2 separate regions of the Homo sapiens genome follow, and region 2 is linked to region 1. Evidence: chromatin loops called from intact Hi-C (ENCODE). Cell type or tissue: prostate gland. All regions are shown on one strand. Links, peaks and the distances in the headings refer to the core of each region. The heading gives the core; the rest is flanking DNA. Region 1 overlaps EDAR (ectodysplasin A receptor). Region 2 overlaps SH3RF3 (SH3 domain containing ring finger 3).

Region 1 (13,306 bases), core at 7,133-9,632:
ATTAGCACTACTCAGCTGAGACAGGGAAGATTCAGAGCTGTAAATCACATCAAATGGAAGTGTTTTCAGCTGCTCTGATGGTGACCTTGCGGGCTCCCTACAGGGAAGGGAGGTCTGTCTGGGTTGATGGGAAGTGGGGGCTTCAGGGAGGCGGGGGAGTACTGAATCCTGCTGGGTGTGGGGAGGAGGCCACCAGCAGCCTCCCCTTGGGTCTTCCTGGAGGAAGGAGAGCGTGGGAGGCCGGGGAAGGAGAGTAGCGCTGGGTGGGCAGGGAGCCCGCAGCCAGCTCTGTGGCTGCCTCCCAGACACAGGCAGTTGCCAGCACCTTGCCTCCCGCCATGGAAGAGCTTGTGCCCATGGAGCTGAGTGGGCCAGCCACAGCCTCTCCCCTCCCTGTCCGTGATGCGGTCAACCCAGGCGTGGCAAGCCCTGCTGGGCCAGGCCAGGTAAGCACGCTGGAGGGGCCACAGACAAAAGGGACATCCGTCCTACAGACTTTAAAAGGTAACTCCGAACCATCAGGCCTGCCAAGGCTTCCCACAGCCACCTGGCCTCAGCTGCTTCCCACAGATATGAGGTGTGGCCCTTTCAGGGAGAAGCTTTTGGAAGAGGTAGCACCGTCACAGTCAAGGGGGGCCCAACTGGGTGGAAGAATGGGAAGTCCCGGAGGCTGGACCATCTGCCAGCCGAGGCAGTGACTCTGCTTCTCCTAAAGGTGGTGACCAGTAGGGAGGACGGCCACCTTCTTCCTGCAGTGGGCACTGTCTGTGCTCTGGAGGCAGCCGTGATGACAAGTATAGACAGTCAAAGCCACACCACCAAGGGTGAAGGCCATTCCAAGAGGCGAGCAGCTCAGAGAGGAGACTGAGTCTAGGGGAGGACGGCTAGGAAAGGGGGCCAAACTTGTATATAATGATGTCTTCCATGTCTGGCTCCCTGGACAGATAAAGGCCCAATAGAGCAGGGACCCTATCTGTCTGGCACCGTCCTTAGGGCCTATAAGATTGCCACATAGTAGCAGCTCCACAGCTCTTTGTTGAATAAATGAATGAACTCTAACAAGATTAAGGGAATCGGTGTCTAGTGCAGAGTCTGCGTGTGTGTGTGTGTGAAAAGGGGTGCTAATGACGGCATTTGTTCTTTGGAAGAAGGCCAGAACTTAAAGAGGGAGAGACCCAGCCAAGGCTTTCTTCCTGGGCTCCCAGAAGGAATTAAACATTAATTAAACATTAAACATTCTCTCCCCACCTCAGCAAGATGTTGCTAGGAGATCGTCTAGACCAGTGCTTCTCAAACTTTAATGTGCACACAGACCACCTGCAGATCTGGTTGAAAAGCAGATCCCAGACAGCAGGTCTGGGCGGGGCTGAGATTCTGCATTTCTAATGAGCTCCCAGCTGATGCTAATGCTGCTGGTCCAGGGGCCCCACTTTGAGCAACAAAGTGGCAATGGTGAGGATTAAGCCATGGTAGTGCCTGGCTGGGGTCTGAGCTCAGTAGTCATAAGCTGATGTGATTACAGCTGTGTCATCATTCTAGATGGGAATTGAGGAAGGAAGGGCCAAAGGCAGAGGAAGAGAGAGCAGGTCGGGGAAGAGAAGCTGTTAATTCAGGCAGGAGTGGCAGACCTTTTCCGTAAAGCGCCAGATTTGAGATATTCTAGACTTACCTGGTCATGCGGTCTCTTATATCATGAAATGCCTACAGGCACTAGGTAACCAACAGGTGACGCTTGACTCCAAAAGAGTGTGTTCACAGAACCTGCTGGGTGGCGACTGGCTTCACAACCCCTGAACTGGATCACTAGCCAATTAACTGGTTAGTTCCACAAGTTAAGCAGCAGCCTTGTCTGCCTCAGGTGGGAAGAGACATTTCCACGCTGCTTTGGTTTGAATGTTTTCCCCACAGTTTATGTGTTAAAAACTTAATCCCTTAATCCCCAGTGAACAGGTTTGAAAGGTGGGGAGGTGATGAGGTCGTGAGGCTCTGCCCTCATGAATGACTTAATGTCATCATCGCGGGAGTGGGTTCGTTATCTCGAGAGTGGGCTGGTTATAACAGTGAATTGGCCCTGCTTGCACTCTCTTATCACCATGTGATGCCCTCTGCCATATTATGACATGGAAAGAAGGCTCTCACCGGATGCAGCCAGTCGCTCTTGGACTTCCCAGAACCAGAACCCCAAATAAACTTCAGTTCATTAGCCAGTCCGTGGTATTCTGTTCTAGCAGCACAAAGCAGACTAAGACAGGTGCTCCCTCTCCCCATCACTGTCACAAATATGGGAGCTCAGTGTGCACGAGGCTGGAGCCCCACGTCAGTCAGGTCCTTGGTCTCATACCCCAGCAGCATCGCCAGGCACTGATGGAGATTGGGGATCCCCAAAGTAAAACAAACAGGAGATCACGACTGGGAGCCGTCAGCCCCCCAGCGCCCAGTGGCCCACCTCCTGCCTGTATCTGCAGTCTGAGAAGTGGGATCCAAACCACAGGCTGCCCTGTGCTCCCCTCCCCCAGACCCCACTCACCCTCTCAGAGAATTGGTAACAATAATGAAACACATCTAAGGCCACAGACTTTTAGTTCTGCTTTGTGTATCTATTTTTCTTTTCTCTCTGCTTGGGTTTACCTGGGAACGTTTTAATTGCGCCTTTCGATAAGTGCTCCTGGTTGACACTAAGGTGCGGCAGGCCCAGCCCTTCTCAGTTATTCAGGGAAGCCCTCCGAGGCTCAGCTATAATTAGAAGTCAATTAAATTAGAAACCATTCATATGGTTCTTGGAAGGCCTCCAGCCCTGCTGAGAGCCTCTGGCCCTATCCACAGACTCAGTGGAAACCTATCTCTGCTAACCCCACCATCCTGAAGCCAAGTCCAGGGCTGCTGGGAGGGGGAACAGGCTCCTATCAGTTCCCCTTCAGGCCTTTGCTTGCACCCAACCCTCCCCCACCTGACGGGCTGCAGGTCGCCCTTGCCTCCCCGCCACCCCGATCTCCCGTCGCTGCCTGCCCCAGCTTGCTCTGTTGCTAGAAGGAAAACACCCAGCGAGTTCACCACTGGGGTGGCTGGCTCCTCAATCTTGCCTCAGTCCATTTAGTGTTTTCCAAACGGTAAATGCAACACTAAAGTGCAGGCAGTGTGTGGGAAAAGGCAGTTTTTGAACCTCATCAAGAGGGTCTGGAAACAGAACTCTTCCTTCCCCAAAGCCACCTGGAGGTCTCCACCAAGTGAGACACCTCCAAGGTGACTGGGCCAACAGCCGAGACCCAAGGAAAGACCCAGGACCACTGCTGTGCTTTGCCAGTGACCCCAGTCAGGTCTGTCCTCTGGGATCTCCCCTGGGACCCCCTTCTCCCACCTATTCTTAGAGCAGCCAGGGACACACGCTTTTTCCTTTATCACAGAATTCATACTCTCTCTTCTAGACCACTCAGACAATACAGACCTGCATAAAATAAAAAGTGAATGTTCCCCAGAATGCTCCCTCAGTCCTTGGTCACCCCCACCCGATTTCAGTTACTGCCAAAAAAATCTTTGCTGGAAGTTCAGCAGGCATCGCTCCAGACCTGCTTTCATGCATTTAGAAACTTTACAAATACACCCGGAGGCATTCTTCTCTATCATTTCTTTCTCACCCAACAACAGGTGTTACAGCCCTGCTTGGTGTTCCAGGAAACTGAAGTTCCTTTGGATTTTTTGTGGGTGTTTATTTGTTGCAATGATAAACAAGCGTACCATCTTAAGGCCCTGCCAGGATTCTGCCCACCCTCTTCCTACGGGAGCGAGGGCATGTGCTGTTGTACTCGGGAGGCAGGACAGGCGTGCTCCCCAGGGATCTCTGGAAGGCCTGCAGACTGGAAGCTCCCTAGCAGCCAGTTAACTGATTAGTTCCACAAGTTAAGCAGCAGCCTTGTCTGCCTCGGATGGGAAGAGACATTTCCATGCTGCTATGGTTTGAATGTTTTCCCCACGGTTTATGTGTTAAAAACACATATGTACTTGGCATTGGGTGCATCTCCTAAAGGACCATTCTCTTTCCAGAAATCTCAGTGAAGAAGCCCTTAAGTCCTGGGGGATTTGGAAAAGAAGATTGTCCATGTCAGTCCCCACTGACAGGGCCCTTGGTCTTTTGCTCTTCTCCACCGTTCCCTGGCTGCTGACTTACACAGCTCTCACCTCCTTCTCCAACTTAATTCTTAATTTCTTTCTTTTTTTTTTTTTTTTTTTTTTTTGAGACAGAGTCTCACTCTGTCGCCCAGGCTGGAGTGCAGTGGCACAATCTCGGCTCACTGCAAGCTCCGCCTCCCGGGTTCATGCCATTCTCCTGCCTCAGCCTCCCGAGTAGCTGGGACTACAGGTGCCCACCACCATGCCCGGGTAATTTTTTTGTATTTTTAGTAGAGACGAGGTTTCACCTTGTTAGCCAGGATGGTCTGGATCTCCTGACCTCGTGATCCGCCCGTCTCAGCCTCCCAAAGTGCTGGGATTACAGGTGTGAGCCACCGCGCTCAGCCTCTCCAACTTAATTTATTTCCAATAATCTTTCGCTAATTTCTACCTAATGCCTTTAGGCTGTTGCAGGACTTTTCCAAAAGAAAGAAAGAAAAGGAGGAAGGGAGGGAAGGTTCCTGTGCATCATGGCATATGTTCGTCACGGTGTTTTTGTGTGTGGTATTGGGAATTAGTTGGTTTTCATGACCAATGGTAGCTTGCTAAGGACGAGAGAATTCTGAGGGTGAAAGGTCTTAGGGAGTTTGGGTTCCATGGCCCAGCTGGTCTTCTGGGCTGTGTCAGTGGTTGATTCTGGAAGGTTCCTCACACAACCCAGCATCTAGAAGAGTACTTGCTGTTTTGTTGTGGCAAGAGGACAGTGAACCAGAGTGCAGCCACTGGGGAATTTAGGCGATCACTAGAGCACATTATCTCTCTTTGTAGAGCCAGGCTAATTAATACCCAGACTACCAAGTAAAATTGCTTTGAGTCAGAAACACAGGTCTCCATTCAGAAAGTGAAAAAACAAGCAAAAAAAAAGAAAAAAAAACCCACCTCCTCCTTCAAGGGAATGCATTCGTGTAATATTAATAGTTGGTGAAAAGTATCTGAACACCTGAACAGCTGCAGCCATGCTCAATCCCTTCAATCCCTTAAGTAGCTGTGTGACCTGGGGCAAATCACTTAACCTCTCTGGGCTCCCACTATCTCAACTGTAAAGTTAGGTTATTGGACTTGTCCACTTTGATGGACAACCTGTTCTTAACAGAGAGAGGGAAGAACACTAAGCTGGGGCTGGGAGAGCATCCAGAGGGGCAAAGACCAGAATCTAATTCCTGGCAGTCTCTCCAGGGGTCCTCCTAAGTCCTGGAGCCCAGAGGCCAGGACTGGCCTGGAGGACTCCAGACTTAAAGCTCATGTAAGGCTAGGTTTCTCCAAACCCTCTGAGCACGAGAAACACAATCACTAACCTCGGGTTTAACCTTGGGCCCTCCGTGTGCTCCTAGCCTCCTCTCAGGCTCCCTCCCAGGCATGGCTGCGAGGCTGGGAAGGCCCCAGAGTCAGCCCAAGTGGCATGGGTACAGCTTCAGCTTCATGTCTGCTTTTCTTTTAGGATGTATAGTTTCCCCTCTGTTTGCTGGAAGGCACCTTATATCCAGTGGGGTTAAATAAAGGTAGCCAGACCCCCGGCTGGGGTGCTACCGCCAGTGCCCAGCTAATGACGCATGTCTTTCAGGTGAGCCCTTGGGAGAGGATGGCCCATGTGGGGGACTGCACGCAGACGCCCTGGCTCCCCGTCCTGGTGGTAAGTGGTCTGAGCCCCTTACCCCCACAGCACCCTCATCCTCATGATGGTTGGACTGTTTCTTGGCCTCTTCAGCTGTAAAATGGGAATGCTGATCATAGTCCCTCCTCCACAGGGTTCTTCTGAGGGTGAAATGAAACCAGGCCTGCAAAGCACAGAACTCTGCCCCAGGCTGAAGTTACATTGATTTCGTTGGTAGCTCCCTTCATAGGGTCTCATGGATATAAACGTTCTTGATTGCTTGTTTGTGGTGTGATACACACAGCCCTGTGTCTATGTGATGAGCTCATGCTTGGGGGCCGCGCAGCTAAGAAAGACTTGGAAGACTCAGACCCCTACCCCCATCCTCCTGGACACGCCGGTGTTCTGAGAAGCCACTGTATTAGAGGCTCAGTGGGGGACAGGGGCGCCTCCTCCATGACCTTGGCAAGTGCGTTGATGAGGAGAACTCAGAGCAGGCCTTGATGGTGGGATGGGGCTTGGCCAGCAGGGGTGAGGCAGGGTGGTTCTAGTGGGGGCTGGCCGTGCCCAGGTGATCAACCAGGAGCCACTGGAGACTTAGCAGCAGTGAGCACTCACAAGCGGGCACCTTCCCAGACCGAGCCCCCAGCAGAGCCCCCACCGCAGGGCACCCCCTTCCTATGTCAACCTTGGGGTCTTGCAGGAGTCACATGTGTTTCTAAGGAGGTACGGAGGCCACAACACCCCCCTTTGTTGGCAGGTGTCTCTGATGTGCTCAGCCCGAGCGGAATACTCAAACTGCGGTGAGAACGAGTACTACAACCAGACTACGGGGCTGTGCCAGGAGTGCCCCCCGTGTGGGCCGGGAGAGGAGCCCTACCTGGTAAGGACCCAGCCCTCCTGGAGCCTGGTGCGCTCTCAGGGGAGGCCTCCTGCTTGTGGCATTGTTGCCCTGAGCCTGCCTTGCTGTGTGAGGGGATGCCAGGGTATATCAAACCAGCCGGTCACGCTCCCTGGACGTTGAGATTGATGGCAAGAGCTGCCGTGAGCCCAGGAATGGCACTCACCAGCTAAGCATTCATAAACAGATTTTTCAGGAGTTCTGAAATGTTTTTAAAGGATCACTTTCCCACTCTACCCTGATTAAATGAGCGTCAGATCATCTGATTGGAAGCAGGATTGAAATATTCTCCAGTACTAGTACATTTTTTCCTGAGTGCTGCATCTCCCTCCGCCTCTGGGCAAGCTAAGCCTGAGTGTTCTGTTCAGCACTAAGGGAAACCTCCGGGGTTTCAGTGTCCGGTTCTTGTAGCAAGCTGAGGAAAGTCAGATGCCAAGTGCTACCTGCACTGCCTGGGCATTCCAGCAGCTCGCTGAATTCATCTCGGGGAGGCTCAGAAAAGGGGCAGCATCTGGAGCCTGAGAGTGGCGAGGAGAGGGGCAAGCCCAGAGCATGAGCTGGTTCCTGGGGGGTTTTGCAGTTAGGACAACTCAGGAAACCAAGGCCCGGCAAGAGTAGCTTCTGGAGACAGCTGGCACGTCACTGCCCAAGGACTGTGGGCCGAGTCCGTATGGTTTGGCTGCTGCACTCACCTGTGTCCCCTGTCCTCTTTCCCTGGACAGTCCTGTGGCTACGGCACCAAAGACGAGGACTACGGCTGCGTCCCCTGCCCGGCGGAGAAGTTTTCCAAAGGAGGCTACCAGATATGCAGGCGTCACAAAGACTGTGAGGGCTTCTTCCGGGCCACCGTGCTGACACCAGGGGACATGGAGAATGACGCTGAGTGTGGCCCTTGCCTCCCTGGGTAAGCACAGGCCCTCCTGGCAAACCCTGGCATGCTTTCTGCAGAAAACCCCGAGGGGCTACGGGCAAGGACCTTGGGAACAGGGGTCATGGATACTGCAGGCCTCGGTGCAGCCGCACACCTGGCCTTGGTCCCATCCCACAAGGAGCAGCATCCAGGACGGAGAGTCCTGGCCCCTCCGGTGGACAGGCAGCCCATCAGGCTCTGCCTCTGTGTCTCCTAAGTGGCCATTAACCATCATAATATCTTCTGACCACCAAAAGGAAACAAATTGCTTGAATACTTACAGTGCAGTAGCGCATGTGAAACACTTTGGGAAAAAGAAAACTAAAATTTCATGCAAAAGCAGCATTTTTAGTATCCTGGGAACACTCTGGGGAAGCTACTAATAAAAATATTTGAGTCATATGATACCTATAATCCCTCCAAAATGATTATGCATCAGAAGTCTTCAAAAAGCTGAAAATGCAATTAGCCTGAAAGAGAGAAAGATAAAATCTTCCTTTTTCCAGGCATGACACCTCAGCAAATTCTGCCAGGGACCAGGAAAATACAGACTCTCAATCCCCAGAAAATCCTGAGCCATGATCATTGCTGCTTCCTCCCCCTAGTGGCCACAACACATCATGCTTTGCAAGGGCTACAAATAGAGACTAAAGATAAAAGCAGTGGTGGTGTCCCTGGTACAGCTGGTACAGGTGGGAGAGGTGATGGCAGTGATGAGGCTGGTGGGGACAAGGGAGGTGATGGCAGTGATGAGGCCAGTGGGGACGGGGGAGGTGACCACAGCTTAGTGCATAAGGCACACTCAGAGTGTCCTAGGAGTTGCAGAAGGACCTCTCACCTCATGGCTGGGGAGGTAGTGTCAGCAGAGGTCTTGGGAGATTTGTGGAGGTGATGCCTGGATGAGTTAGGCTAAGAAGTAGGACTAGGACAGAGGCCTGCAAGTGGAGATGCCGACGCCAGAGTTCAGAGGGCTGAGCAGCTGGGCAGTGCCTGGGGCTCTGATTGGGTCCCTGTGGCCAGAGCAAGAGTTGTACACCTGGGGGTGTGGACAAGCTGGGCAGGAGGGCAGGGAGCAGATGGAACCAGGCTCTGGAAACCACCGCTGAAGACTTGAGCCTTCCGCTCGAAGCTGATGCAGGTCAACACGCAGACTGCTGAGCCAGGGATGCTGTGGGCAGGGAGAGGGCTGGAGCAGAGGCACCGGGGGTGGAGGAGAGGAAGAATCTGAGAGCCCCCTGAAAGACAGCACTGACCAGGGGTGCAGATGGCACTCAGAAGGGGAAAGAGATTCAGAAGAGGATACTCAGGTGTCTCCATGACTGGCCATGTGGAAATAGTGCCATTTGTCAGCTGCAGAAGACAGGAGCAAGAGGGTGCTTGGTGGGGAGGTGGAGGGAGGATAGAGGTTGTGTGTGTGGAATTTGAGGGGACTATGGGACATCCAGACCTAGATAGCTAACCCAGAGATGGCCTGAACCTCCAGGCAGAGATCCAGAGCTGGGAAGTCACTATGCACTCAGGGTGCTGGGGGCCGCTGTAGTAGAAGGGTTCCCCATGGGGCAAATTCCTACTGCAGGGAGAGGGTGGGTGCACCACGGAACCTCGCCGACCTATGCTGCTGGCTCTGGCCTGGCTACGGTTCAGACCTGAGAAGGTGTCCATCAGTACCCGAAGGCCAGGGCTGACTCTATGGCCTGAAGACCACGTGCTTGGTTCTGATACATTTACCAGAAAGTGTGTAATTACTAAAGAAGTTGGACACTGGAAGGGTGGTGAGCTCCCTGCCTCTAGAAGAATTCAGGCGAATGTGGACAGCCATCTGCAGAATTAGTGGGCAGGCTGCTCTCTGGGCTTTTAAACATTCTTTCCAGTGCTGGAATCTTGATGCCTCCCGCCCTACTCCATGGGACAGTGACCTGCTCAGTCCACACCACTCTCAGCACCCAGGACATAGCAAGGCCCAGCACACCTGCTGGGCAGGCAAGGGACCCTGTGCAGAGACACCCTCAGCACGTGCCTCAGAGTGCCTTCGCACTGCTCCGCAGGGGTGCAGACGATGGGGACAGTTTCCAGGTTGGCTCCATGATGTGCTGTGTCTGCTCAAAGCCTCACTGCCAGTCCCAACGCCCACCAAAATTGAAGGCCCCCGCCTCACCTCCGAATCCCAGCCCCTCTCAGGGGCTCATGCTGCCCCCTCTACTGCAGACAAGGCTTCCCCAGGGTAGGACCCTGGAGGCCCCACTTCCTCTTACGAGGCTGTCACGCTGTGTCACAGAGGAGGATCACAGGAGTCTTGGCAGGCCGGTGTGACTAGCTCCATGAAAGGCTGCGTTCATTCCTGAATCCAAGTGGCTGTCAGGCTGTGGATGCGGATTGCCTTGTCCCAGTCTCTCCTGGGCCCAGGCCCCTGCCTGCGGTTTGGCAGGTGCTTCTCCTGATGCTCCGCCCTCCCCACAGTGTGGCCAGGACACTTGCTGAACAATGAGCAGCACCCGAGGCTTTCCTGTTGGGAGAGGTTGTGTGGGAGGACCTGGGAACCAAAACAGGAGGAAAGGGGGAGAGAGAGGTTACGCTTCCTCACCTCTCCAGGCCTCACCCCGGAGGAGCTCCACCACCCCGCGATTCTGGATGGCGGGGGCAGGGGGCAGGACACAGCGACTCTGCACTGGTTCTGCACACCAACACGGTTGGAGGAAAATGAACATCTGGGAATCTGCGGCGTCCCTTACAGGCATGAGAGTCCTGAAGAAAGGAACTCTCTGGGAAAATGTACACCTATTGACTGAGAGAAAGTCAGTCCTTAAACAACAGATCCCAGGGGACCCATTTAAACTGACTCTTGTCCTGGGCTATACACCTGAATCAACCTATGTAGAACAGGGGTTGGGGGGCTAGGGAGAAAGTCAAATATGGATCAAAAAGTAGCAAATTAGACCTTTCCAGAAAGACGAAGGGACCGGACACTCTGTAGCTGGGCCAGAGATCCCTAAATGAACACCTGATTTCGGGTTGGTGACAAGCCCAGGCAGAAAAAGACAGCCACATGTTCTTTGTTGCTGTGCAGCCCAGGATGAGAGACCCAGGTGTAAGCCAGGCGGTGAGGAGTTTAGCCTAGTCCTACAGAGAGAACCTAACATTTAGAAATGTTGCATGCAGCAATACGTGCTAGAAAACGGTGGCTTCTCCTTGTCAGGAGGCACTGAACACTCACTGGGTGAGGAAGGACAGTTTCATAACAGCCTCTTGGAGCCAATGTTTTTTTAAAAGTTTATCACCGGTCAGGCTCGGTGGTTCACGCCTGTAATCCCAATACTTTGGGATGCCAAGGCAGGTGGATCACTTGAGGTCAGAAGTTTGAGACCAGCCTGGCCAACAGGTGAAACCCCATCTCTATTAAAATATAAAAATTAGCCAGGCGTCGTGGTGCATGCCTGTAATCCCAGCTACTTGGGAGGCTGAGGCAGGAGAATTGTTTGCACCTGGGAGGCGGAAGTTGCGGTGAGCCAAGATTGCTTCTCTGTACTCCAGCATGGGCAACAGAAGGAGACTGTTTCAGGGGGAAAAAAAAAAGTGTATCACCTTTCAATATTCCTTAACTGAGTGACTTGATAGGTTGCATAGCTTGACCCATACACATGACCCCCACAGATGAGGGTGGCCAGCCTGTGACAGAAGGTGCCTCGTGCCCAGGACAAGTCAAAGACACAGTCGTGGGACAGAGCCACCACCCTCCCCATGCTCAAAATGTAGTGGCCCCATTGGGCACCCATCATAAAGCCGGGTGTTGTGCATCCGCCGTGTAGCCTTGGAGCTTTACCCATGACAGAGACCAAGCCCGGCACCTGGGGTGTGAACTAGGATGGGCAGAGAGGCCTTTTGGGGCCTCTGTCCACCTCAGCATCAAAGTTCCACGGAGAAGAACTTGGTGTCATTCATTCATTCAGCCAATGTTTACAGACAATCATCCTTCCTTAGTACCTAGCACAAGGTCCAAGGAATAGAGACGTGAACAAGGCTTGCCCTGGAGGGCCTCCCAGCCCAGGAGCGGGACCAATAGACGTGAACAAGGCTTGCCCTGGAGGGCCTCCCAGCCCAGGAGCGGGACCAATCCCCCTAGGTGGGAGAGAGAATGCGTGGAGGTAGAGTGAGAAAAGGTGGAGGAGGCAAGGGCGAGGAAGTGAGGCACAGAGGAGGTGAGATGGGGAGCAGGTGGCCACCTAGGAGCCTGAGATGTTTCTCAGAAGTGTCAGCGTGGGCCAGGGACGTTAGAAAGCTGCAGGTTGACCTGGTCTGGCCCACATGCCCGTGAACTCACAAGGCCACGTGGCAGACACCTGCCTTGGCCTGCCTCATAGAAAGAAGTGGCTTCTGGAGGGCAGAAGGTAGATTTGCGAGAGGCTTAGCTGTAAAACTGGCTGTCGTGGCTTCTCTGGGAGGTGTTTTGAGATTGGTTAATTAATGTTTACAAGATACACAGGGATCTGAGGATAAAGGGCTTTGAGGGAGGGCAGGCAATTATGGTCCTAACATTACTGGTAACAGTCCAGGCTCAGGAAGGCAGGAGCCCACAGACCCCCGTGCCAGGCTGCTGCTTAGCACTACCGTCAGCAGGGGCCTCCATGGGGCCTGGCTAATAAAAAAGAGATTAGAAAGCAGCCATGGAAATATTCCTTCTCATCCCAGTTCTTGAATCGCAATAGGGAAAGTGTTGGCACCGCTCACGTTATTTAATCGACTACTCACAGTGTGACAAATGGCTCCATGCTCTCCGCTGAGCATTTGTTTATGGAAAATGGGCCCAGGCTAGGATAGGAGCTAGAGCCTGCAGAGGGAAGGCGCCCGAGCTGGGAGCCCCAAGGAGAGGGTGGTGCCAGCAGGGGCTGTGCCTGGGAGCGGGACGGCTGCAGGGAGCACAGCCACAGGGCAGACCCCTGAGAGCAGGACCTGAGCAGTCATATAGCCACGGGGCTGGCACTGTGACATCGGGGAGCTGAAAGACATAATGGAACATCACTGGGAGCTGAAGGACTTCAAACAGAGCTACTGTGAATGATTTGTCCCTTGCACTGTGTGTGCAGCCCCAGCGTAAAGGCTTGCACTTCCAAGGGTGTCTTCTGTCAAGTGCTTTCTGAGAAGGAGGCACTTACAACCTGGTTGTGTTGCCAGCTATCATGAGGGCCACCTGCATTGACCTCTCTGGACAGCACAACCGTCTGTCTCCTGCAGCTGCACTCTGGTGGCATTCAGCAGCAGTAAAGATGGCTTGGGAGTTCCAAGGGTCCCAGAGGCACACTGATGCCTATAATCCCACTAGGCTGCAGGCTCTGGGGAGGGTGCTCACAGAGGGCATGTTCCTCCTCCAGGAAGGTCTGGCCTTGGTTGGTGTGACCCCTGGGGGGCTAAGCAGGCCCTACATGTGGGGGCACAGGGATATTTCTGGTGGATGATGTGATGGCACACACACTAAACACAGCCACCAGAGAGAGGAACCAGAAAGGGGCTGAGATCAAAAGAAAGGCCCACGTTGGCAGCTCAATATTGTTAAAAGAATGCTCCATTTCAAGACAGGCTGAAACCCCAAGGAAACTGAGTGGACAGAGCAGGTGACTGAGTGGGCGTGGCCTCATGCCCGACTTGATTGTGGGCCTGCAGACTGGCCACCGTGCTCTCTGCACCAGTCCCTGCCTGTGTGCTGTCCAGCTCACCTGTCTCTGTTTTGTCTTGTCTCTCCCCCGTAGCT
Region 2 (13,245 bases), core at 5,884-8,383, 570 kb before region 1:
CTGTGCTCTGTCTTGGCATTTAGGGTCTCAGCACTGGCAGAGGCATTTAGACCCTCCTCCCTGCTAGCGTTTTGCCCAGGCCATTCTCCCCTAGGTAGAGCTCAGAGCCGACCACTCCTGGACAGTCTCCACTTGTAGCCTCCAGCCCCCAAGACTGCGGGACTGGCATGGACCCTGCCCAGCCGTCAAGGCCTCCCTGGGCCCTTTCCTCTTCTCCCACTGCTCTGTGTGGGGTGGCTGAGCACGGGGCTGAACCACAGCTTGACCTAGCATGTGGCCTCACACCAAGCATTGGATGGTGGTGCCTCGGTTTCCCCATCTTTGAAACAATATGATAGCAGTCCCACCTCATTAGGTGGTAAGTGCTACCAGCAGAGCCCCCTGTCAGAACCATCATTTTAGTATTTCTGCTACATTCAAGAAAAGCCAGAGATTGGAAGTCAGAAGTCCTGGCTCTGCCTCTGATTTAATTCAGAGCTAACAACAGAACTTCTTGGAATCAAGCTTCTTTACCTGTAAAATGGAGATGATACGAACCACACTTCGGGGGCTGTTGTAAGGATCCAGTGACATAACATATGTGACAACTCTATGCAGATAAAAGGCTGTGAATAGTCTCCCTTCCCTCCATCTGAGAAGCCCCCACCCTGTCCTGCCCCACCCTCTGCAAGGCCCCAGGGGAGGCCTCCAGGAGTGTGGCTCCCTCTCTCCAGGGTCCTCACAAGGTTGTTTAGGTGCCTCTCTAAGATCAAATGTCTTGTGCCATGGCCACCTGTGTGTTGTCTTTGCAGCTTTGCTGAGAGCTAGTGGTGCTCACCCTCCTGGCTCACCCTGCAGCTCCCAGCATAGGCCTGGCCATGGAGCCTTTCTCCCGAGAAAGAAGACTCAACGCCCCTCCGCAGTTCAGGTACACCACCTGTCAGTGTCAGTTAGAGGCAGGGATACCAACTCCCATCACAAAACCCACAGGGACTGAGGCCTCAACTGAAGGCCCAGCTCACTGGCGGCTAATGAGGAACATCTCGGCTACACAGGCCAAGTGGTAGACTACTGTTCAGATAATGCCCTGACTCCCACTGTTCTCTCTGTGGTTGCTAAATCAGTAAAGGCAAATTACTTGTTTGCTTAGGAGCATGGATCTGGAAAACAGGCAGTGAAGTACGTGATTTGAATGTAAAACGGCACCAGGCCCTGATGGGTTGCTGTGTAATTTCTATAGGCAGAATACCTCCACTTGGCAAGCTGGCTGGGACGGCCTGCCAGGCACCCTCTCCAGACAGACTGTGATGGGCATTGCCTGCATTTCCTCTGGCTCTCCTCTTCCTACACTCTTGTGCTTGAGGTATCAATTCTATTAGGGAGTACAGGTTTGGCACCCAGCTTTTGAGTTCTGAGGGTAGACTTGACATTGGATAAGTAGACTTGAGTTTGAGTCATGGCTGTCCACTGAACTATGTGACCTGGGGCAATTCATTTAACCTCTTACAACCTTGATTGCTCACGTAGCAAATGGAGGCAAGAGTGGTATCCACACAGCCTTGTCCGGAGGGAGAGTGAGCACACAGCAGGCCTCCTTACCACAGTGCCAGGCCTGCAGCTACCTCCCCAGTGACTGTCCATGCTGTGTTAATCTTGTACGAGTTCACTTTTTTAAAAAAAATTATTTTATTTGCTCATACAAGGGTCTATGTTGCCCAGGCTGGACTTGAACTCCTGGGCTCAAGCAATCCTCCTGCCTTAGCCTCCAGAGTAGCTAGGACTACAGGCATGCACCACTGCCTGGCAAGGTCACTTAATTTTTATGGTAGAGTAAAATGGCTCTTTGCTAAGTGTTCTTCCAGCTCAAATGTATACGTAGATGTGTCTCAGCCAAGAGAACAGTGAAAGCCTGTTTCAAGAAACACGTGGTTCCAGGCATGGATCAGGCTGGCGGCCCAGCCCTCTGCCAGGTGTCAGGCTGGCTGATTGGAGACAGATGCACCTCTCTGGAGATCAGTGGGCTCCTGGGCTCTTCTGTTGGTGGGATTCCCTGCACCCCCATCCTGTGCTCCAGGGAATGGCAGCCATGGCTCAGGCGCCCCAAGGGCCAGAGAGACAAGGGTAAGACCAGGAGAGTGCTGGTCTCCGAGGTTAATACCAGGCACTTCTGGTTACGAAGGACTTGAATAATGACAAGAAAAGGAGGCGAGTCATCTACAGCAAGCCACCCTGCCCTTCCAGGCACATGAGCCCCTAGAGGGGAACTGGAGACCCTCCCCACCCAGCCCACCGCTGGCTTCTGTGGCTTGGCTCTTACTGCCCAGCTCCTGGGTCTCTGGCATGTGCTGGGTACAGACATTTGATGTCACGACTCTCCCATCTCCTTGACTAATGCCATCCTGATACAGATTCGGTGCACCCCACACAAGAGCACTGAGAGGCAGGTGCGTAAGCCAGCTGGGCTGGTCAGCAGGCAGGTGGGCCAAACCTTCAGGTTCTGCTCCTACCTGGGTCCCTCTTGGCCTCTGCTGGACCCTGCTCCTCCCAACACGTAGACACAAGCCTTCTCCATGTTCATTTTTATTTAAAGACTCAGAAACACAGGCATCATGGTTTGTCATCACTGACAAGTCTTCCAAAATCACACGCTGACATTTGTGTCTAACAAAAACACTTGGGATAGGGTGTGTGTGTTTGTGTGTGTGAACTGTGCAAAGTACAAAGGATCTCCCAGTCGGCTGAGCCTGTTTTGAAGTGCCCGGCCTGGCATCACCCCATGAGGATGCCAGGAGAGCACCCGTGGCCGCCATCCTCTCTGCCTCCCTCTGGGCAGAGGCCCCTGGTGGCCTGCAGTCCTGTCCCCTCGGTGTCCACTGACTTCAGCCATGGCTGTGGACTCTACCATGCTCCTCAAAGGAAATCTCTGTGGCCCCCCAAGGCCACTACATGGCTAAGATGTGTACATCATGGGGCCAGGATGAAACATAAGGGTTAGTTTCATCTTAACCGCCAAACATGTGTACCCTTTGAGGCAAGATGGCCTGAAGAAAGGGCTAATTCTGCTCCTGCTCTTCTCTGCGAGCTACATCATCATGAAGGCTGCAGGGCCTGAACGAGTTTAAAATACTCAGAAATGCACATGGGCCATGCATTTCCTCTGCTCTCAGGCAGCCCGGCATTGGCTCCAGAGCTCTGGCCAGACCCACGCATCGCTCTCCTTCCTAAGGTGGCACCAACGCCCACCCGACTCTGCCCTGAAAGCGGCCAGCTGACATCCTCCAAAGACATGGAGATATTCGCCCCAGCTCTCTACCATGCTGCATGCAGTGGGCTGTGTCCTCGCCCCCCACCAGGAGGGTGAAGCACATTTCTACCTGAAGCACCACGTGGGCCATGCCTGGGAGAGTAAGAACGTTCAGGTTACTCTATTCTGTTGCTTGGTACCTGCGCGCCTTAAAAAAAAGACTTCAAAAAAGTTACCTGGAGACTTGACTTGGTCTGGTTTCCCTGGAGAACACCTGCGTCATCCAGGTTGTTGATCTGTGCACCTCTTTGGTGACAACGTGAATTTAAACACGCACAGGATTTTGGTGCAGGATGGGCAACTGATGAAGTTTGGCAATAATGGTAAATAGAGAGCTTTTGGTTGTCATTAACCTGGCACACAGAAGTTACTATGTTTAAGCCAGACTTTTTCTTCTTTGATTCTGAACAACTTCTTTGAGTCTATTAAATCTATTATCATCTTGGGGGAGGGAAAGGCATGACCCCCGCCGTGTGGTGACCACCTGGAAGTAACAAGTAGCCAAGTCACGTCCCAAAACAGGAACTCTGAAAATAAGCGGCCCGTGTTTCAAAGTCTTCATGCCAGGCAAAAGAATGTATTTCTGGAATTGGTTACATCCCTGAAAACCAATGACACCCTATGTTACCAAAGGCTAGTTTCTTCAGCTTAATTTAAGTCTGAATGGTATTTGTAAAAATATAGGTGGAGAGAGGGGTGATGGATCAAAATTTTGAGGTGATAAAAATGTGTTCCTAAGGTGTGAATCTTGAGAACAAAATTGTCCCTGAAGGGCTCCTGATCAGTCTTCCTGGGAAGTGAGCCATGGTGCTAATGAATATACATTCATCAGCCCCACTCAGGGAGGTCCCAGCATCAAAGCTGCACCTCCTCCTCTCTCGCCCTCCCAACTCCCCGATCTTGCAAGCCTGCAGCGGTGCTGCAACCCCCTGATCTCCTTGTACCTCTGGTCTCCAGCAGATGAAGGTTTGCACTGCCTGAAATGGGAGCAGTTATTTATTTTTAAAAAAGAAGAAAAATGGTGGTGGTGATCTAAACTGTTGTAGAAACTGCACATTTTGATACCAAGAAATCATCTTCTGAGAATGCTAATTGCAGTTCTCTCTGAGGCAATAAAGGGAAGATTTTGCCTTCCCGGCTGGGGTTGACCTGCGTGCTCCTTCTACCGCCACACAAAAGGACAATTATAGTGGCCCTTCCTCGAAATGTTTCCAGGTCTTGAATAATAATCATCACCGTCTAGACAGAGCGCGGGGTTTTGGTAAGAGTTTAAAGAAACCGGCTGCTTCCAAGCTCCCTCCGACCCCCTCAATGGATCCACCCCGCCAGCCCCCAGAGTACTGGCCAGCGCTGAGGTGCGGGATGGCGGCTTCTCGGCGCTCTCCCAAAGCCATATGGGAAATATAAAAATTCTGCCCCTTTGATGTCGCCTCAGACATCTTTTCTTTCAAGCTCAACCAAGTCATTATTAGTTTTACAAAAAGGCAGCACCAGATGTATGAAAAATAGGCAATGTCTGACCTATTAGAAATATATAAAGTCTAACAGCTTTATGTTAAAAATATGCTGTAAGAAAGAAGTAATGCAAGGGACAATGGTGGTGAACAGAAAGTGTTGCTTATACTACTGGCAGGCGACAAGCCCACAGATTCTGCTCTGGTTCCCAACAGGGGCGGTGGGGTGCCCCTTCCGGGGCACCCCCAGGGCCTCACAAACACCCCTGCTGAGCAGCCGGGCGGCAGGTGACTGAGGTATATAGAATGGTGACAGAGCAACCTGGGCCCCGCGGGAAGCCCAGGGCAGCCCAGAAAGATGATCTCCAGCGCTCCTGGCCCCCATGCCACCCACCTCGCCTGCAGACCTCCTGCAACCTCCAACCCTGCTTAGGTGGTAAATGAGAACGCTGCCATGGCTGCAAACCACAGCCACAGGCCTGCCTGCGCCGGCACCTGCCTCTCTTCCTCAAGGTGCTTTCTTTGCAGTTTCCACAGAGGGGGTGGGCATTTCCTTGAAGAACATCCCAGGTGTGCTCTCCGTTTGGGGGTTTTGGGAGAAGGCACGACCTCCACAGTCCCTGGCCCCCACCCTGGGCCAGGGTATCCCCCGCCAGGTGCCTTGGAGATGACCTGGAACCCTTGGGGCGCCATGGCTCCCTCTCTGTGTGCCGTGGAGCTTCCCAGGCGGCCTCCCCCTCTGTGAGCTGGGTGCAGGGAGCACCAGTTCTCAGAAGCTCTCGACGAAGCTGCCCGGGAAGAGGCCTGTGCGGCCGTTCCGCTGCAGGGTCCCCTTGTACCAGCCGTCCTCACGCTTCTTGTGCACAAAGACGATGTCGCCTTCCTTCAGCTCGATCTCCGCCTCACTCTGGGGTGGGTACGAGACCACCACGCGGTACCTGGGGAAACAGCACAGTGGGTGAGCCCCACACAGACAATCTCCATCTGCTGGGTCGTGCTTTCTCTTCTTCCCTCGGTGTAAATTATTGTTATTTGCTGCTATTTTCCCACTTTATACAATTTCTATTTATCTTTATTTTTAATTTTTTCAAAACTCTGGAAATTTTTCATTTTTTAATAAAAAAAATTTAAAAGGCATTTCCCCCTGCTGTCCTTTTAGACGCTGATCTACGAAGAAGCTGGACTGTTTCACTCCCTTGAAGATTCTCCACCCAAGCACAGCCCCCCATCTCATATCCACGCTCCTGCCCTGGCCCACCCACCTAGACTGCGGCCTCCCAGGGGCAGGGGCGGGGGAGGGTCAGGAAAAACTGTGTCCCCATTTGCCCCATCCCAGTGTCAAGACCCTGGGCTCGTGTCCTCACCTCTCCCTCTGCAGGTTCCTCTGAAAAGCACGCTCCTCAACTGCAGCACCACCTCACAGGTTGGGGCCCAATGTGATGTGTGAAAGGTACTTGGAACATTGTTTATGTAAATTGTCCTTATTTTTTTGAGACAGGGTCTTGCTCTTCCACCCAGGCTGGAGTGCCGTGGTATGATCCTAGCTCACCGAAGCCTTGAGCTCCCAGGCTCAAGTAAGCCTCCCACCTCAGCCTCCCGAATAGCTGGGACCAAGGCACATACCACCATGCCCAGCCAATTTCTAATTTTTTTTTGTAGAGATGGGGTCTTGCTATGTTGCCCAGGCTGGTCTTGAACTCCTGAGTGCAAGTGATCCGCTGGCCTCAGGCTCTCCAAGTGCTGGGATTACGAGCATGAGCCACCGTGCCTAACCTGTCCTTATTTTTAAATGTGCTCCAAAAATCATAAGATTTTTTTCCCAGTGCCTTAGCATTGGAACTGGCTGAGGCCACAACATCAACATCAATAAGGCCCAACTTTCCCCACATCTCATTTCCACAAGACTTGGGCCCCCTGCAGCCTCTGAGGCCTCTTTGGAGTCCCTGTCTTCAGACCAATATGCTGTAGTGTGGAATCAGAGACAGGAGCCTTCCCTGGGGTCTTCCCTGCATGGCCTCCGCCTGCAGGGACCCAGGGGCATGGGGTGTGCTGCGTGGCAGGTGCTGGAGCTCTGAGTGCACCCCAGGGGCTCTCTGGGCTGTGGCAGGTGCTCCTGGCAACACTTAGCTGTGGCACTGACCAAGAGTTCTCTCCTCGACCACACTCCAGCCTGGCTCCTCTGAGCCCTCTTCTTGGCTGGGCCTCACCTCTGCCTATAACAACTTGAACAACCACTAACATAGCTTCTAACAGCTCAAGGTGGCATCCCTAGGCTGACCCCAGTCCCCTTTAAAGTGCCTGCCTGAGAAACCTCACGGCAGCCAAAAGAATCGACTGTGGGTTCCAGCCACACCTGAGGACAGCCACACACTGTCTCCTGACTTCAGTGAGCACGTCAGCATGTCCAGATGTGTTCACACGGACCACCCGCTTCCACCATCTGTAACTTTTCACTTCCCCCACTCTCCTGAGCCCCCACTCGCTGCCTCCCTGCTCCCTCATTCTCTCTTGGAAACCCCCAGTCACTTGTGTGCCAATTGAACCTGAGCTCAGCTCAGCCTGGACCCTATTCCCCATTGCAAATGTCAGTTATGTTGCCGATTAAAACCTGTCTGACTACTTTCACTAGTGTCCGGCTATGATTATGTTTGACAGGACACACACACACATACACACACACCCCCCTGCTCTGCTATCCCACACCCATCCTGCAAGCCACAGAGGAGGAGGAACAAGGCTGAAAAGCAGCTGTGGTGGCCCCAGGAGAGCCTTCCTCTAAAACACTGCCAAGGACGAACCAGTTGGGCCTTGTGCCCTCGGCCCTTATGCTTAGAGTCTGACAGGCAGGGCCCCATCCCCACTCCCACTAGCTGGGCCTCCCTCTGCCCTGGGGAAACTCCACAGGGGCATGCTTGCCCGAAGCCTGGCTGGGCCCCTGCACCCCCAGCCCTTTTGTGGGTGAGGATTGTGCAGTAAGGGCTGAGAGAAGATGCCCCTGGGCCACCAGGGTGTTGGACCGCACATCTAAAGCCCAGATCCCACATGTGGTGGATTTTGTGGCAGGCAGGGTGCAGCTATTCTCTCTGCCTAAAAACCCCTGGCTGACGGTCCCTCAGACACCCACTTTGCTGAGCAGCACCGAGATGGGCCTGGCAGGGCGAAGGCACTCAATAACCAGCACTGGACTGCCCGGGTACCCATCTCCACAGACGCCGAGGCTGTCTAGGAGACACGGCCCCCGCGGCTCTGGATGCCTTCCCTGGTGGCCTCCGTGCAGGTCTCCTGTGGGTGGCTCCTGGTCCTGGCGGCTGCCCACTCTGGGCCTCCTGCTTTCACCCTGCTTGGACTGAGTTGCCTCACAGCTGAGGCTCCTTTTGGGCAAAGGCTCAGAGGGCTCCAGCAGTCCCCATCCCTCTCAGAGGAGGGGCCACAGTCTAAACGCCCCAGCATTCCCAGGCCCTCCACACTGCGCCCTTCCCACTCCACCAGCTCTGCCCTGCCGCGCCCTAGCGACCCCAGGTGCACCCACCTCAGGGCTCCTCCATATGCTGCTCCCTCTGCCCAGAACGCCCTTCCCTGTGTGGCCACGCCGGGCCTGCCCTTTCCCAGCTCTTACCATCTTCCACTGCCCAGCCATTCACCTGTTTACCCAACCCATCCTGCCTCCTGCACCAGTCTGCAAGCCCCATCGCCACAGGGATTACTGCACACCTGCTCCAAGTGTGGCTCACATACTTCAGGACCCCCCACAGTTCCCTGGGCCCATCCTGGACCTACTTGATACTACTTAGGGGGAATGAACTAGGGAATGTGGATTTTCAGCAGCTCTGGGAGGGAATGCTTGCACATTGGTGTCTGAAAATCGAGCTGAGTGCATGCTCAGGGAGGAAGCCTTTGCCCTTCCCCACCCCACGTGTTCACAGAGCCTGGGGCGCAGAAGCCATGGCTTTGGGGCAGTTTGGCTTGGTGCCAGGCTCAGGAAAAATGTGCAGACAGGAGACCAAGGCCCAGTCCTATGGAGTGCACAGCCCCTGGGCACACAGGCCCAGCTTGCACCAGGCTGGCAAGAGGAGGAGGCATGGAGGATGGGCTCCTGAGGCTGACTTGGGGGTGCAGTGTTCCTACTCCTGGGGAAGCAGAACAGGCCAGGTTCTGGGTCGCAGTCCCGAATACCAGCCAACTCTAAGTGTCTCAGAGCATCTACGGGTGCACGATGGTTGGACTGGTTCCCATGGGCTATCTGCCGGCGAACCAGACTCTGCTCTCAGGGACATGCAGGCGGGAAGGAAGGAGGGCAGGCGGAGGCACCTCCTTCCTCCCAGCTCAGCGTCTCTGTGAGGGCTTCCTGCTGGCCCTCCTTCAAGGAGGACAGATGGCTGCCGGGATGCAGCCAGCGGTCTGTGAAATCAGACAGCATACACACAAACTGAGGCTGCGAGGGCCCACAGGATCAGCGCCATCCTACCTGTGGCCTTCTGCCATCCTCCACCTCTTCCAAACACCTGCTCCTCCTCTCTCTTCCCCAAGGAAAGAAAGGAAGGCAAAGGGCGAGATGATTTCTCAGACTTTGAATGCAAGTTTTGGCTTTTGCCTCAACTTCCAGATGTGAAATAAACAAGCAGCTTTAAAAATATAATTTGTTAGAAAGATGTAATTTGGTGCTTCTGAGCAATTCAATGATTTAATGAGCCCAGATGGATGTGGGCTGAATTTATACGAGACAAGTGTTTAACGTTTCTGTCCAGATCATTCCAAGACTCTGAGCTGTTCTTCCTGCTGCAGGAAAGTAATTGATACTCCCCGTTATAGACACAGAGCGCCGTTGTCGTGTCCGTGTCAGCAGCTGAGGATGACAGCTACTCCCAGGTCACAACTGTGCGTCATAAATCAGCAAGCAACTCTGCCCTGCTGAGTATAATTAAGGTTATGGCAACCACAGCTAATTTTCAGACACAGGGCTCAAGGAATCCAAATGGGCAAAATCAGAATGAATTCTCATTCCATTATTATTACCATTAGCTCTGTGTGCGAGGTTTGGATGTTCTGCTTTCCTTGGGGGTCGTCTGCTTCCCTCCCTGACAACAGAGTCTGCAAAGTGGCCCTCCATGTGGTAGCCTTTTCAGAGCACTTGCTCCAACACAGGAAGACGAATGAGCCCCTGAGTCCATGGAATGTGCTGGTAACAGAGTGGTGTCTGCTAGGAACTTGGGGATAAGAATACTTCTATACCCTGGACACTAAACTGTAATATCAACACACATATTAGTTGTTTATGGCTATAACGAATGACCATAAATGTAGTGGCATCATACTATAAAAATATATTATAGTTCCGTCCATCAGAACTCCAACGTGGTCTCACTGGGCCAAAATCAAGGCATCTGCAAGGCTGGTTCCTCCTGCAGGCTCTAGGGTAGAAGCTGTTTCCTTGCCTTTCCAGTTGCTAGAAGCTGCCTTCATCCCTTCTCTGGAGGCTTCTTCCTCCATCTTCAAAGGGGAGTGCTCACATCATGCCACTCTGACCTTCTCCTCTGCCTCTCTCTTCTACTCATAAGGACCCTTTGTGATTACACAGGGCCCACCTGGATAATCCCGGGTAATCTCTTTATTTTAAAGTCAGCTGGTTAGCAACTTTAATTCCATCTGCAACCTGATTTCTCTTTGCCATGTATGGTAACATAGTCATGAGTTTTTAGGGTTTAGGGCATAGACATCTTTGGGGGCCATTATTCTGCTCACCACACACATAATGGATCAGATCAAGGAACGCTGAAATCCTAACAAAGCCATATAACTCACAGGCCATCAAGAGCTGAGGATGAGCTGATCCGATGTGAACATCTGGGGAGAAGCAGGTCAAAGGGGCAGGAGTCGGCCAGGCCGTGCTGCAGGTGCCCTCACCCTCACTGACTTACTATTATCATAGATGTCACAGCATATGTTACTATTAGAGAGGTCATAGTGAAAGGTGAAGCCAGCTGGACTTCCTGGGTCGAGTGGGGACTTGGAGAACTTTTCTTTCTTATGAGAGGATTGTAAAATGCACCAATCAGCACTGCAGCTAGGAGTGTAAAATGCACCAATCAGCACTCTGTAGCTAGCAAGAGGATTGTAAAATGCACCAATCAGCACTCTGTAAAATGCACCAATCAGCGCTCTGTAGCTAGCAAGAGGATTATAAAATGCAGCAATTAGTGCTCTGTAAAACGCGCCAATCAGCACTCTGTAAAATGCACCAATCCGCACTCTGTAAAATGCACCAATCAGCAGGATCCTAAAAGTAGCCAATCACAGGGAGGATGGAAAAAAGGGCGTTCTGATAGGACAAAAACAGAACATGGGAGGGGACAAATAAGGGAATAAAAGCTGGCCACCCCAGGGCAACCCGGTGGGTCCCCTTCCATGTGGAAGCTTTGTCCTTTGCTCTTCACCGCGAAGGTCTGTGGCTCAATTCTTGAAGTCAGTGAGACCACGAACCCACCAGGAACCAACTCTGGACACAATAGCATATATTATTATTGTTGTGTTTAGTGTGCACTCATACTTTTTCTGGTGTTAATCTAGGTGATTTACAAGTATTATACCCAGACATGTATTATTATCCCCATTTTATGTATGTGGAAACTAGGACTATAAAAATGAAGAAAGGGGGCCAGGTGCAGTGGCTCACGCCTCACGCCCAGCACTCTGGGAATCCGAGGTGGGCGGATCACTTGTGGCCATGAGTTTGAGACCAGCCTGGCTAACATGGCGAAACCCCGTCTCTACTAAAAATACAAAAATCAGCCAGGCATGTCAGTGGACGCCTGTAATCAATCCCAGCTACTTGGGAAGCTGGGCACAAGAATTGCTTAAATCTGGGAGGCGGAGGTTGCAGTGGGCCAAGATTGCACCGCTGCACACTCCAGCAGACAGAGTGAGACTTTGTCTCAAAAAAAAAAAAAAAAAAAAAAAAAAAAAAAAGGAATGAAAGATATTCAGGATGAAATGGCCGGTAGGTGGCCCAGAGTGTCTGTCTACTCAAAGCCTCTCTACGATACTTGATACTGCCAAGGTGCAGAAGAGCCAGGAGGCAGGCATCCAGTGGGCAGGAGGGGCTGGTCCCAGAACTCAGCTTGCCTGGCCCTGCACCAGAACAGACCAGGGTTGGTGTAGCTGGGGAACTGGGGCATTAGACGGTTCTAACCTGATGCCATGTGCATTTGCTGCCTGCATTTCCCATGACCACACCCGTATTCTGAGTTCCACAAGCAACTTCTGGAAATTCAGCTCCCTCTGCACATAGTCCGCAGGACAAGAATATGCCAGACACCTAAAGATGAGGTCCTCTTGGAAGGAACGGGGCATGGCCCTCTAGGTGACTTACACCCCAGGCTCGTGGGCTTGGCTCATAAGTCTACTTACGAGACTGGCCTGCTGCCTGCCAGCTGCTGGGGCAGGGCAGCTGAGCCTGCCAGCCTCGCTGACCCGGCCCCAGATTGCTGCTCACAGTACACTCCCCTAGTCCTTTCTCAGAGGAGCTCCCTCTGCAGCACCTTCTACTTGAATGTCCTTCCTCTGAGAGTGGAGAGGAGAGCAGCGCCCGCTCTCTTTCCAGAGTCTTGAAAGAGATGGTTGAGATCTGGAGGAGTCTGGGCACAGGAAAGGCCCAAGAAATGCAGGCAGCAACACTGCCCATTCCTCCTTGGCATTTTGGGGTGGAAACCTTGACCCTGACAGCCCATACTGCCCTGCTGCCTGCATTCCCACTTTCATGATCACAGGTGGGCCTTGCACACCTGAGGCCCTCCAGGAGTGCTTGGCAGCTGAGTGTTCTGGCCCCACTGCAGGGACTCTCACCTCTGCACAGGGCGCAGCCCAGCAGCTCCTCCTCCAAAGTAAGCCTGGAAGTAAGTTTTACTCACAAGTCTGCAGGGCCCAAGTCCAAGTGCTCTCTGGTGCTGTCCCAGCCCGAGGAGTCAGCATTTTCCCAGTCATGCCCTCAGCTCCGACCTGCTAGGGCTCCCCAGGATACCAGGCAGCCTGTGGCTACCATGTTGAGGGGAGGGGGCACTTCTGGGGCTCATGAGCAGTTTGGTTTCAGGCTGTTTTTTGGAAACACTTCTCTTTAATGAGTGCTACAGAGTGCTTGGGTGCAAGGAGCCACCAAAGAGTCTCTGGGTACAATGACCCCTGATTAGATGGAACACTCAGAGAACGGGAGTGAGTCTCTGAATTTTCTAATTCATCAGAGATGCCCATGACTTTATAGAAACAGGGTCTTTCAATACTTTTTATTGAGGTGTCTGGAAGTCATGTCTTTGAAGATAAAGTTGAGGGGTCTGGGGAAGAAGGATCCTAGGGGAGACATGAGAACAGCTTTGAACTATCCCAAAGTCTGTCATTCTCACGAGCCGGCAGACCAACTCTGTGACTCCAGACAAGGGCCAGGACCCATCCGGAAAACACAGGCAGCAGGTGTTGGTCCCATGAAGGGAGGTTCTGATGCGGAGGAGACTCCTTAGGAGA

What was found. Hi-C counts contacts between places; a loop is a spot of excess contacts. Peaks named below come from ENCODE experiments on the same cell type or tissue, not always from the same donor. Only the 100,000 strongest peaks of a DNase experiment are listed, where the experiment ranks them.
Region 2: a loop joins it to region 1, with 3 times the contacts of the local background. A loop is called at or near these places in 8 of 110 quality-filtered maps.

Annotation. Positions count from the first base shown.
Region 1 is chr2:108,923,452-108,936,757 of GRCh38, reverse strand. It overlaps EDAR (ectodysplasin A receptor), which reads left to right. Exons shown (of 12, transcript NM_022336.4): 2 at 5,726-5,794; 3 at 6,516-6,638; 4 at 7,379-7,560; 5 at 13,305-13,306. The coding sequence starts at 5,744. It also overlaps a transcript of RANBP2 not described here. Among named protein-coding and RNA genes, the nearest start is that of EDAR, 59 kb to the left of the region's middle. RefSeq lists an enhancer at 7,022-7,521. In prostate gland, for the core only: a CTCF peak has its summit at 8,177 (motif pointing left); a DNase peak (open chromatin) is centred at 8,167.
Region 2 is chr2:109,493,933-109,507,177 of GRCh38, reverse strand. SH3RF3 (SH3 domain containing ring finger 3) reads right to left here. Exons shown (of 10, transcript NM_001099289.3): 10 at 2,544-5,675. The coding sequence ends at 5,507. It also overlaps a transcript of RANBP2 not described here. Among named protein-coding and RNA genes, the nearest start is that of SEPTIN10, 110 kb to the left of the region's middle. In prostate gland, for the core only: no CTCF peak of the experiment used is centred there; a DNase peak (open chromatin) is centred at 7,377; H3K27ac peaks cover 1,557 bases.